3 separate regions of the Homo sapiens genome follow, and regions 2 and 3 are each linked to region 1. A link is a contact called in ENCODE Hi-C or POLR2A ChIA-PET data. All regions are on one chromosome and are shown on one strand. Each heading gives the region's core, a stretch centred on a gene start or an enhancer-like site at or near the end of the contact. The rest is flanking DNA. Distances are from core to core; before and after follow the strand shown.

The links. A loop is a pair of places that touch in the nucleus more often than their neighbours do. ChIA-PET counts read pairs that join two places held with the same protein, here RNA polymerase II (POLR2A). Pooled maps may share reads with other maps.
Region 2: a loop to region 1 is called in a map of endothelial cell of hepatic sinusoid, with 4 times the contacts of the local background. The contact joins two enhancer-like sites. A Hi-C loop is called at or near these places in 1 of 168 maps with a recorded cell type or tissue (endothelial cell of hepatic sinusoid). POLR2A ChIA-PET finds 5 or more read pairs at or near these places in 2 of 52 experiments (H1 and activated CD4-positive, alpha-beta memory T cell).
Region 3: a loop to region 1 is called in a map of ovary, with 1.8 times the contacts of the local background. The contact joins two enhancer-like sites. A Hi-C loop is called at or near these places in 4 of 168 maps with a recorded cell type or tissue (esophagus muscularis mucosa, ovary, sigmoid colon and 1 more) and 7 of 50 pooled maps. POLR2A ChIA-PET finds 5 or more read pairs at or near these places in 1 of 52 experiments (MCF 10A).

Annotation. Positions count from the first base shown.
Region 1 is chr1:228,800,060-228,804,426 of GRCh38, forward strand. No RefSeq gene overlaps it. Among named protein-coding and RNA genes, the nearest start is that of RHOU, 67 kb to the left of the region's middle. Within about 2 kb of position 2,637, at least 10 of the 41 ENCODE cell types and tissues checked have a DNase peak (open chromatin) inside an H3K27ac peak, as active enhancers do; they include ovary, where a contact is called at or near this core.
Region 2 is chr1:228,703,611-228,707,977 of GRCh38, forward strand. It overlaps a transcript of RHOU not described here. Among named protein-coding and RNA genes, the nearest start is that of RHOU, 30 kb to the right of the region's middle. Within about 2 kb of position 2,146, at least 3 of the 41 ENCODE cell types and tissues checked have a DNase peak (open chromatin) inside an H3K27ac peak, as active enhancers do.
Region 3 is chr1:228,897,897-228,902,263 of GRCh38, forward strand. No RefSeq gene overlaps it. Among named protein-coding and RNA genes, the nearest start is that of RHOU, 160 kb to the left of the region's middle. RefSeq lists enhancers at 868-1,117, 1,692-2,347. Within about 2 kb of position 2,380, at least 6 of the 41 ENCODE cell types and tissues checked have a DNase peak (open chromatin) inside an H3K27ac peak, as active enhancers do; they include ovary, where a contact is called at or near this core.

The DNA of each region.
Region 1 (4,367 bases), core at 1,387-3,886:
AGATCTGGTTGTTTAAAAGTGTGTGTGTTGTACTTCCCCTCTTTCTCTCTTCCTCCCACTTCAGCCATGTAAGACGTGCTGGCTTCCCCTTTGCCTTCTGCAGTGATTGTAAGTTTTTGGAGGCCTCCCCAGTCATGCTTCCTGTACAGCCTGTGGAACTGTGAGCCAATTAAACCTCTTTTCTTTATAAACTACCCTGTCTCTGGTATTTCTTTATAGCAGTGTGAGAATGGACTAATATACATGGTTTCTGTAACCCATGGTCAACCTTGGTCCAAAAATAGACGAGCAAAATATAATGAGATATTTCGAAAGAGAGAGAGAGAACACATTCACACAACTTTTGTTACAGTGTATTGTCATAATTGTTCCTCTTCTTCTTGTTGCCAATCTCTTACAGTGCCTAATTTATAAATTAAATTTTATCATATATATGTAGTATATAGGGTTTGGTACTATCCGAGGTTTTGGGCATTCACTTGGGGTCTTGGAATGTATTCTCCATAAATTAGTTGAGTGGGGGGGCAACTGTATCTTGAATGTAGCTCTTGATTTACATCATCCAGGTAACATCACAGAAGAAGATGGGACTTTTCCAGCTACAAAGGTGTTTATGATACCGAAATAAAGTCCAGGAGTCCCAGGGAAAATTCCAGGATTTTATCATGTCTTCCTGCATAATAACTTTGTCCTCCCCTAGTGAGCCCTGGCTCAGCAAATGACACCCATATCCACCCAGTTGTTCAAGCCAGAACACTGGTTGGAAGTTATGTTGATTCACCTTATTCACAGTAGTTATGTTCTATAAAGTCACCATGAACACTGAATTAGTGAATACCAAACCATTGCTCCTAGAGGAAATAAAGGGTTAAGTTCCTGTGTGCAACTAATCACAATTTTATCAACTGATCAATACATAACCTTGCTGTGTATTTGTTTCTGTCTAAAGATACCTTATTCAATACACATTGTTGATTCATTAACACTGAACTCACTGCACTATAATCAACACCTGAACAAAGCTTAACACTGGTATTTTCTTCATAGAGAAATCATAGCCTTTCTGCAGCTCTGAACAAAAGGCAGCATTTCAGCTCTGTTCTGAGAGGCCATTTAAAACAGCAAAATCACCAATAAAAAGCACAAAAAGGCAAAAGATGTATTGTGTAACTAAATAGACCTTGAAAAGGATACTTGATGCAGTGTGACAGCTGAAACAAGCAGGCAGGGTGCCACCTTGTTCCACCTCAGCTAGGAATGTGTGCATTGAGCAACTCAAATTTTTCAGGGCTCTGTGCATTTCTGCAAATGACCATGAAAGCACCATGAGTATTAATTTTAGGGTTACAAACAAATTGTAGTGAGTAGGTAAATTTGCAAATATGGAATCCACAAATAAGGAAGATTGACCGTATATTTGACCCCATTCCCAGTCACCAGTTTAATCAGTTTTACATCCTTTATATCTTTAAAATTGGTCCACTTCTTTTTATCTATACCTTCCACACCTCAGTCCATCCCAACAAACCACTTCTTCTGGATTAACAGGTTGCAGTCAGCCCACATCAACTCCTGTACCTCTTTAGTCTATTTTTCACTGGTGGCAAAAGGGGAGGTTGGCAAAGAGGGCTGTGGAAAGAGATGGGGCAGTTGTTGAAGAGAGAGGAAATTTAGGTTAAAGAAGATTTTAAGGAAGTAGCCTCCTTTTCTCCTTTATCTTGTGTGTGTGTGTTCTTTGTGATAACCTGCTCAGACTAGTTGAAAGGAGAAGACTCAGTGTCACTTGAGTTATGTGTACAATATTAATCTATTTAACTGTCTCCATAACTCTATATGTAGATACTATTATTATGTCTTGTCTTAGTCAGCTCAGGCTGCTATAACAAACTAACATAAAATGGGTGGCTTAAATAAGAAACATTTATTGCTCACTGTTCTGGAGGCTGGGAAGTGGGAAGATCCAGGCACTGGCAGTTAATAATGTCTGGTGGGGGACTGCATCCTGGTGCGTAAATAGCCGCCTAGAGCTCCATTTGAGATTGTGTCAAATTCAGAGAAAAGCATTCAACCAGAACTCAGTGTAATGGACTGGGCTGGATGGAGTAAGCCAATGGCCCTTAGACATTAATGGAGCCTCGAACTCATTGTTTCATGTACAATAAAGGAAAACTTCAGATTTGATTGAACAAAGAACATTAGTTTCCTTATACCAACTTGGGAATCATTCTCAAAATGTGATATTTTGTTTAGTTATATGAATAAACATTATGTCTTCTGATGAAGGATGAACCTTAATATTTGGAGGGGAAAAAAGCTATCACACACTCTCACAACCCCCTACCAGCCTTTGGGCCTTGGGCTGAGGCCAAGGCAGCTGCCCTCAGGGCACAGCAGTGAGCCACTTGACCAGTTTATTCCCCCAGATAGGATTTTGTGCCTCTGGCTTTGAAGTGGAATAAGCACTTCCTATCTGACATGGAACTAGCAAACCAAGGGTCAGGCTTCGCCTGCTCAGAGGAATTAAAGTCGATTGAGAAACACAGCTCTGTTTCTTGCCAAGAGAATCTTGCCAAGAGAATCTTGTCAAGAAACAGCTTTGAAGCTTTCTTCCTCTATCAGAGCTGGAGACTTTGGTACATGGGGTTATCATCACTGCGGCAGCCAAAGCAGCCTCGCTTTGTCTCTAACCCTCGCATCCACACAGCAAAGAACACTTTGAACTGTGTTTTTTGCACGTCCGTGTGTGCCAAGATCTTGTGGGATCCCCTGTTTTTGAAACTAGGCCACTCTCCGATAAGGATGGAGACCTTGCTTCCCTGCTCCCACCAAACAGAGCTTTCTATTGCTGAGTTACAGTGAATACAAGGCGATTAAAACTACAAGCTAATTTATGCTCTCTTGGGAGGAATTAAGGAGATGAAGCAACTGCTTTCTGGGGAGGAGAAGCGATGTGTATTTTTATCTTGCACCACCTTTCACTCTCTAGTTCTGCCTTGTTCTCCACAAATCTGTGTTAAGGCCTCAGCAGGTGCCAGGCACAGCCTCATGGAGACAAAAGCAGCTCCATCTTGGATGCTCATCCGCCATGTTGACTCCTGATTAACCCCAGTTCAGGGAAGGCCTCTGAGATTTTTACTTTCATGTACTTACCTTAACTCCTGCCCTTATGTCAAAACAACCTTGATGTTATTGTAAACACACATTTCCCATACATCCTGCCCTTAGACAAATTCTATATGGTACATAGCCCTGGGTCGTAGGGGTAACTGAGCAGGGATCCACCATCTTGTCTTGTGGCTGCCTGAGATGTGGCCTCTGTTCGTAAAGTCCCTATTAAGTGTTTCTTTCTGAGAAACTAGATTTGTCAGCCTCTGTTTTCAACTTTTCAGCTTCTTTGGACTTTGGGGATAGTTTTGCATAGACCTACTTAGCAGGGCACAGCGACCCAAAGTGTGGTCCTGGCAGCATGGGGGACCATCCAGGCCCTCACAGAGGACACCCTTCCTCCTGGCGGTCTGGCTGCGGCTGCTGGACCTGGTGTTAGGAGATGGCAGTTTAACACACAGCACCTTAACCATCCATGGCTTGCCTTTTCTTTCACAACTTGTCCTCAGGTACAGAGGTCTTCAGAACTTGGTTCCTTTCCAAAAGCAGAGCAGTGTTTTGACACAGGAAAACGCAAGGTCCTTTATGCCTGGAAGAAAGCAGCTTTCTCCTGCCTCCTCCTTGATGCGGTTCCCAGCCACCGCCCCCAGGATGCTCACTCCCTTTTATGAGCTGAGAGAGGCAGACCTTAGGGCCTCCTCCAATAGTTAATATACATTTTTTATATTTTTAAAAATTAACCTATCATAGTTGTACATATTTGAGGGGAAGCATGTGATATTTTGATACATGTATACAACGTGTAATGATGAAATCAGGGTGACTGAGATATCCATCACTTCAAACATTTATCTTTTCTTTGTGTTGGAAACATTATAATTCTCTTTTAGCTATTTTGAAATATACCATAAATCATGGTAAACTATAATTTCCCTACTGTACTATTGAATACTAGAACTCATTCCCTCTATTTAACTGTGTGTTTTTACCTGTTAACCAAGTTCTCTTCATCCTCCCCTCCCTTCTTCCCTTCCCAGCTTCTGGTAACCACCATTCTACTCTTAATCTCCATGAAGTTCACTTTTTTAGATTTCACATAAGAGAGAGAAACATGTGATATTTGTCTTTCTGTTCCTGGCTTATTTCACTTAAATAATGACCTTCAGTTCCATTCATGTTGCTGCAAATGACAGGATTCTGTTCTTTTTAATGGCTGAATAATATTCCATTGTGTATATCAAATATTTCATCTTAACATAAAG
Region 2 (4,367 bases), core at 896-3,395, 97 kb before region 1:
CTTAACTTAGCTACTTTTTCTTAGCTAAAACTACTGAGTTCAGGATGGAGCTCATTAAGAAACACAGCAATTAAAGCATTCTCTATACCTGGACTTAGCATGGATAGCTTTGAAAAAGAATCAAGGCCATTTAATCTGAGGGCCTACTTTTTATAAACACTGTATCCAGGATAGCTTTCTTTTTGCCTTTGGTTGGGATATGTGTAAGGAAAATAAATCTTAGGACCCCAAATCACTGAGCCAAGGGAAAAGTCAAGCTGGGACCTATGTCAGGCACCCTGCCTCCCATTTCATTCCTAAATAAGATAGCTACAAAGATAAAAAGTGACATACCTCCCTCACAATTTGCCCACAAGGAAATTCTTGGTGGACAACGGAAAGATAGAACTCCAAGTCTCCTTCTGAGGCTCACCTTAGACAAATGCATATCTGATTGCTTCCTCTGCCCTATTGTTTATGTAAAAATGAAGATTCACTGAGCCAGACTATATTTTGTATCCAGTGGAAGGCTCATCAAGGACTCAAAATAATGCAACCTTTTGTTTTATGACCTGGAAGCCCCCACCTCAAGTTGTTCCGCCTTACCAGACCAAACCAATGTACATCTTACACATATAGACTGATGTCTCATGTCTCCCTAAAATGTATAAAAGCAAGCTGTAACCCAACCACCTTGGGCACATGTCAGGAACCCCTGAGGTTGTGTCATGGTCACGCGCTTAATCTTGGCAAAATAAACTCTCTAAATTGATTGAGACCTGTCTCAGATATTTGGGGTTCACAAATAGTAACTAAGCCAAAAAGTTGGTAAATTTTCTTACCAATTAGTCAATTTTTTTTATTTTTATTTTTATTTTTTAGATAGAGTCTTGCCCTGTCACCCAGGGAGTCACCTGGAGTGCAATGGTGTGATCTTGGCTCACTGCAACCTCTGTCTCCTGGGTTCAAGCGATCCTCCTGCCTCAGCCTCCCAAGCAGCTGGGATTATAGGTGTGCACCACCACACTCAGCTAATTTTTTTTTTTTTTTAAGTAGCGATGGGGTGTCCCCATATTGGCCAGGCTCGTGTTGAACTCGACCTCAAGTTACCACCTGCCTTGGCCTCCCAGAGTGCTAGGATAACAGGGGTCAGCCACTGTTTCTGGTCAGTCACTTAAGCTTTTTATTTGCCTTTTATAAAGAATTTTTTGTTTGCTTGTTTGTTTGTTTTGAGATGTAGTCTCACTCTGTTCCCCAGACTGGAGTGCAGTGGAGCGATCTCAGTTCACTGCAACCTTCACCTCCTGGGTTCGTGATTCTCCTGCCTCAGCCTCCCAAGTAGCTGAGACTGCAGGCACAAGCCACCATGTCCACCTAATTTTTTGTGTTTTTACTAGAGATGGGGTTTCACCATGTAGGCCAGGCTGGTCTTGAACTCCTGACCTCAAGTGATCTGCCCACCTTGGCCTCCCAAAATGCTGGCATTATAGGCATGAGCCACCACACCTGGCCAAGAGTTTTTTTTTTTTTAATGAGGGAATAAAAGTATTGAAATCTTTTTAGAAGTTTCTGCACATCGGTAGGCATCCCTGGAAGAGCCTTCTTTAGGAGCCCTCATTTTAAAATGCACTTTGTGTGTGTGTGAAATCTGCTACAATAACACACATTTAAAAGTACAGTATTATTTATTTGGAATGTTCCACTGTAATTTTAAATTACCTTTAGTAAGATTTTGCTATTTCTGTAAGCATTTGCTGCTTTGGGGGCTCTTGGGGGCCTAATTCCGACACATGTAAGTGTAGGTGTAGCCAAAAGGTGGTGTATTCAATTCTGCAGAAATTAAGCAATTAAGCATCTCATTTTTACATTGAATGCCTTTGGCTCTCAGATCCCCTTGATTGACTTAGCTAATGATTTTTTTCCCCTGCCTAGGTATGTAAGAAAAAGAAACAAAGGGGCTAAAATGCAAAAGTCCCTGCAAATTTCTCACAGCTGGAGTTCACACTCCCTGCAGTATTGCCATTTACTGCCAGTTTCTGCCTGACCTAGTCAGACATCTGAGGCCTCTAACTGGATCCAAGTAAGTTAATTATTAGATCCAATCTGATCCTGGACCCAGTCCAGTTTCTGTCATGGCTTCCAAACCCAGTTTGGATCAAAAATTTGCTCAAAGGCCGGGCGCGGTGGGTCACGCCTATAATCCCAGCACTTCGGGAGGCCGAGACGGGCAGATCACCTGAGGTCAGGAGTTCGAGACCAGCCTGGCCAACATGGTGAAACCCCGTCTCTACTAAAAATACAAAAAATTAGCCGGGCACGATGGCACATGCCTGTAATGCCAGCTACTCAGGAGGCTGAGGCAGGAGAATTGCTTGAACCCAGGAGGCGGAGGTTGCAGTGAGTCGAGATTGCACCATTGAACTTCAGCTTGGACGAGAAAAGCAAAACTCTATTTCAAAAAACAAAAAAAAAGAAATTTTTTGCTCAAACTCAGATAACTCAAAACACAAATTTCTGGAACTTCAGAATCTGAGAGAGAATTCACCCATGATCCCCAGCTGCTGTGAGAGAGCAATGGATTCAATGGCCAGGGGGTTACTTTACTTGGTCACTTGATGCTCTTGTTGGTCACTGGAGCCTCTACTTCAGATTCCACTTCTGACACTGTCTGTTAAAGAAATACTTTAGAGATATTAAATTTAATAGAGTTTAACTGAGCAAAGAATGATTCATGAATTGGGTTGCCCCCTGAACCAGAAGAGCTTCAGAGGGACTCTGGCACTACTTTGTGGTCAGTGAGGATTTATGGACAGAAAAAGGAAAGTGATGTACAGAAAATGGGTGAGATGCGGAAACAGCTAGATTGATTACAGCTTGGCATCTGCCTTATTTGAACAGTTAACTGCCTATGATTGGCTGGAACTCAGTGATTGGTACAAGGGTAGGTTACGGTCTGTTTACATAGCCACATCTCATTAGGTTACAGTTCATTATGTATGGAGAAACCTTTAGGCCAAACTTACAAGGAGGCGGCTTTAGGCTGAACTTAATTTTGCATTATTTTACGTGTTTTTTGGTTTAATTCCTTTCTAGGTATTTTATCCTTTTTGTTGCTATTGTAAATGGGTTTTCTCTATCATCTTATTAGCTAACTAGTTATCGTTTGTTTATATGAAAGCTAATAATTTGTATATGTTAGCATTATAGCCTATTACTTTACTGAATTATTTTATTGTTTGAGTTAGTTATATCATTGACTATCAAGAATTTTACTGGTACATGATCAAATCATCTGCAAATAGAAATGGTTTAGCTTCTTTTCAATTCTTATCTGTACAATCTGTTATTTCTTCCTATTACGTAGTTAATTAATATCTCCAGTATGCTGTTGAACGTGGTGGTGATAATGGGCATCCTTGCCTCGTTTCTTATCCTATTAGAAATGCTTCTAGTGCTTTAATGTTTTTCCATTAAGCAAGACGCTGCCTTTGGGACCTTTAGGACATATATACATACATATATATATATATATATATACATATATATATATATATATGTATATATATACACATACACACACATATATTAACAAAATATATATATATACATATATATACATATATATATACATATATATATACATATGTATATATATATATATATATAGTGTGTGTGTGTGTGTGTGTGTGTGTGTGTGTGTGTGTGTGTGTGTATAAAATACCCAAAGCAGAATGGTCTCGCAAGATGGCCGAATAGGAACAGCTCCGGTCTACAGCTCCCAGCGTGAGCGACACAGAAGATGGGTGATTTCTGCATTTCCATCTGAGCTTTGAAGAGAGCAGTGGTTCTCCCAGCACGCAGCTGGAGATCTGAGAACGGGCAGACTGCCTCCTCAAGTGGGTCCCTGACCCCTGACCCCCGAGCAGCCTAACTGGGAGGCACCCCCCAGCAGGGGCAGACTGACACCTCACACGGCCGGGTACTCCAGCAGACCTGCAGCTGAGGGTCTTGTCTGTTAGAAAGAAAACTAGCAAACAGAAAGGACATCCACACCAAAAACCCATCTGTACATCACCATCATCAAAGACCAAAAGTAGATAAAACCACAAAGATGGAGAAAAACCAGAGCAGAAAAACTGGAAACTCTAAAAAGCAGAGTGCCTCTCCTCCTCCAAAGGAATGCAGTTCCTCACCAGCAACGGAACAAAGCTGGACAGAGAATGACTTTGACAAGCTGAGAGAAGAAGGCTTCAGACAATCAAATTACTCCGAGCTATGGGAAGACATTCAAACCAAAGGCAAAGAAGTTGAAAACTTTGAAAAAAATTTAGAAGAATATATAACTAGAATCACCAATACAGAGAAGTGCTTAAAGGAGCTGATGGAGC
Region 3 (4,367 bases), core at 1,130-3,629, 98 kb after region 1:
TGGCTGAAAGTCTTCAAATGGGTCAAAGCCATCTTTCATCATGGCTCCTTCTCTGTAAACAGAAGACACCTAGATGTGGAGGGAAGAGATGGGAGCTGGGGCTGAAGACTGCCCTGTGGCTTCCAGGAAAGTCTGTGGATTCTGTTGAGGGCCGTGATTAAGAAAAACCAGATCCGCGTCTACCAGTGTCGCCGGCTGTTCTGGGCAGTCCGGGTCAGAGGGCTCAGGGTTGCCCCTCCAGATGTGGCTCCACCAGGCCGGCAAAAGACACGGCGAAGGGAAGGGCTGGGGAAGCAGGAATACCTGAGATGAGGGGTGCAGCCAAGATTACAGCATTGGGTTGTAGGACTTTGGAAATGGGGAAGCTACTCTCAGTGGTATCAGGCTGGAGAATGGCAAAAAGGCAAACAAATAACTTATTTTGCTTTATATTTTTATTTATTTATTTTTGCTTTGTTCCTTTCATCTGGGAATCTCAGGAACTCACCTGGAATGAACTTCTCGTCAAACATGGCATTTGAAAGCCACAAGGAGCTCAGAGCTCAGCCAGCCTAGCAGCTCAGCTGGGAGGGGAACGAGTAGTGAGAAGGGTGGGCCAGCGCCTGACGCAGCTTTGCCACCAGACTCTCTCTTTTCCAGAGTGACCCTCCTGGTCAGCAGCCTCGGCTCCCAGGGATGGACTCCCAACATTGTGCCATCTGGACTCTTTTTGTTGAGAGGAACCAAGTCTCATTCAGGCCACCTCAGCTCATGGGTTGAGACTGGTATTTTAAGAACACATATGACTCAAAGAGCCCCAGAAAAGAGGAACAACCGGGCCTTTTATAAACACTGGGGCTGTGGTAACAGGTAGGCCTCTCAGGCTGGCCTGGACAGTTCTTTGAGCTGCTCCTGCAGGCCCTGCTGTCTGTGCTGCCTTTAACCACCTCCTTATCTCCACTTCCCATGGCTGGGGCCCTGCACAGCTGACCCTGGCCGCCCCATTTGGCAGAAGCAGGTGCGAAGTTTGCCTTAGTGAGGAACGGAGGCCGTGGCATGAGCCGTGGTTGCCGGGTCCAACACGTGGAGAGAAGCACTATTTTACTGGAATCCCTGACAACCCTGAAGTAGCTTTGTGCAGGAAGGATGAGGTGAGGTGAGAGGGGTCACTCATCTCAACCCAGGGTTCTTAATTTGTGGGGCATGAGGGAACCTGGGACTTCCTTCGAGTTGTGTAAAAATGTTCTCTGTATGGGCATGAGCACACGTTTTCTGGGAAGAATATCTGTAATAATACTTCATCACATTCTCGAAGGGCTCTTGACCTACACGTGGCTCTGCTCCCGCAAAGCATGAGAGGGGGCTCTGCGATCCAACTGCCTCAGCCTCCCAAAATGCTGAGATTACAGGTGTAAGCCACTGCCCCTGGCCTGCCTCCTGAGATTTTAAAATGCATGTTTATGGGTTTGCTTGTTTGTTTTCTGATTTGTAAAGCAGTCCATGCTTATGTGATAACAGAAGAAATAACGTAATAGAAGGTGACATGAAAAAGCAAAATACACAATTGTTATTTCTACTCTGCAAAAGTGGGTATTCACCAAGTGTCTGCTATGCTTCCTGGTGGCTGAGGATACAGCAGAAGAAGAGAACAGACCCGAATCTCTTTCCTTGTGGAGACTGCTGTCTGGGTGGGGAGGCTGGGTTTCCGTAACACAAAAACAGATAACAGCCGCAAAGATGAATGACCCTTGGAGTCTTTTCGGCGGTGGTAAGTGGTAGGGAGGGGCAGGATGGCGGGCGGCCTCACCACCAGGCAGCATCAGCAGGCACAGGCCTCACAGATCTCTGGGAGAGGCTGGCTGGGCAGAGGAGGAGAGGAAGGGCAAGTGCCAAGGCCCTGAGACAGGAGTTTGGGGGCGAGTGCGAGTGGCTTGCAGAGGTCAAGAAGAAGCTTCCAGATGTTCACCGATGGAGCCCGACAAATGAGGGTGAGAAGGCACAGCCCCCACAAGCCCATCAACTTAGTGGGCTCGGAAGTCATTTTGTGGTCCATCTGTCCCCATAGGGTGAACCAGTCTGGGATCCTCCATCACCCAGAACACAGGCAGATTCAGGGGTGAGAGGGAAAGAATGTGCTTTTTGTGCAAGACTTGGAAAATATGGAAGAGAGAAAACAAGGAACTGAGGGTCTTCAGGTGCACGGGCTCACTCTCCTCAGCTTCAGCCAGAGGGACAGGCAGAGGAGTCATTATCCAGCACCGCTGGCCACCAGCCCGACCGTGAGCCCATCTTCTTTCTGCTTTCAAAGCAGCTGCATCATGTGGCTTCTCCCCGACCTCCCGAGCTGTTGTTAAGTACAACTCTTCATGTGATCTCAAAGAGATGCAGTCATTGCTCCACGGTGTCATCGAAAATACTCCAGGGCAGCGTAGGTGGGTGGGGCGGACTCATTTACACAAAGACCCGAGGCCTCTGGGGGGCCATCCTCTGGCCAGCTCTCCTGTGTCTGATGGGGCTGAGTCTGGGCGTGGGGTGGGGATTTGCCTTGGCCTAGGGCTTTTACGGGGTGAAAAACCCTCTGCTTTTACTTAGGGTTGGTGAGATCATTATCTAACAGCATGGCCATGGGAGAGAGCCTTTTCCAGCTTCCTGAAGTGATAAAAGACCACTCTCCTGATGAGAAACGAGCTGGAATGAGAGTGCTGCTTGGCTCTCACTACAAACTACAGTTCCAGTCAGCATATAATGAGCTACACAAATGTATTTGGGACTAGAAGTGAGCGCAGAAAGCAAGCATTCTGGCAGCCTAGGATGTGAGTTGTTTTGACTTTTAAAAAATCATCTTTGAGGTTGAAAATACAAGTGTTTTTTTTCCTCCTTAACATAAATATGTGCTCATTCTAAAGAACCCCAGGCATCCAGGCAGCACATACCGTTTCCCGAAATGCACCAAGAGGCTGCTGCAAGTGGATACGAACATTTTGCTCCTAACACAGTCCTCCCTCACATTTCTCTCTGGAAAAAAACCAAAAAACCAAAACCAGCTGCTGGTAGAAGCTACTTCTTAAAAGGACACAAGGCAGGTTCAAAAAGAATCATGGATTTTTTTTTCTACCCCAGTCTCCCACCCAGCCACAAAGAACAAACAATAAAACCCAACCGAAAAACAGGGTTGAGAGACGTTTGCTTTGACTTTCTGTATGCTTTCTGGCATTAAGCACTCACTTGCGGGCTGACAGTTTGCAGCATTTATAAAGCATCTTAGCTTTCTCATGGGACTGGTATGAGATCTTGCCACCCACCCATGGAAGCTGTAGCCCTCTTCACTGCTGCGGCCACCAGGGTGTGGGTGGAGGGTCGGCCCCACCACACAACTGTAACTAGGCCCACAGGTTGGGTGTGGAGAGCTGTGCATTAGAAGGGATGGGTCCATCTGGGGCCTCTGCAGGTGGCAGGAAGAGACTGTAACGTCACCCATTAGTAGCCCTAATAACATTATGAGGCTTAGTCCACTGAATCCAAAACTTTTCCTTGGTCCATGGACCCATGTCACACTTTAATGCAATCTTACAGAAAAATGCAAAAACCCAAACTGCTAGACCAAGTATTTCTATCTGCATCCCAGCTTTCTTACACTGTCATTGCAGGGAATACTTGGGAAGAAGAATGTTCTCAATGGGTGCGAGCTTGACTCAGCGTCAGCCCCTCCTAGGCTGCCACTCTTTTCTGTTCAGATCAAGTGATCAGTGCTCTGGCATATTGGCGGGGTCTGCAGTGATGTGGGTGGTCCTGTATATTGAGAGGCCTTTGGTAACCTCTCACTGGAGCAGGGTCAGCTGGTCCTGGAAACACACTTGACACGCTGGAACCTGCGGTTTGAGCTACCATGCCTCATGGGTCTTATTTGGTATTCAGAATATGTCCTGGAGAGCAGGGAACTTAGGAGTGTAACAGTGTCATTTGGCAGGGACCAGAGACTAAGCGTTATCTTCTAAGGTGAGCTCTTCCTCGGGGCCCCTTCCACACAGCCTCCAGGTGGCCACTCCCAGCTTGCTGAGTGTCTGCAGAGCCCCTGCTATTGATGTGTGTATTTAGATCTCTTAGTATCCTCCCACCTAAGTAAATGAGGGGTCTCAGCTTAGCCTACACTGTGCTTCCCTGCATGTACATGCATGCACACGCTCAACACAGCACATACACACACTCAATACCCAGCACACACATGCATATACACCCACAGGCTGAGTGGCCAGTGCTGATGGGGAGGAGTGCTGATAGAGAAAGATTTGGGGGCCAGTACCCTGGGCTGAGAGCTTACATGTGGCCCTGGGATTGTGGCCAGTGTCTTGGAGAAAGAGACTACAGGTAGCGTAAAGTGGGTTGTTTTC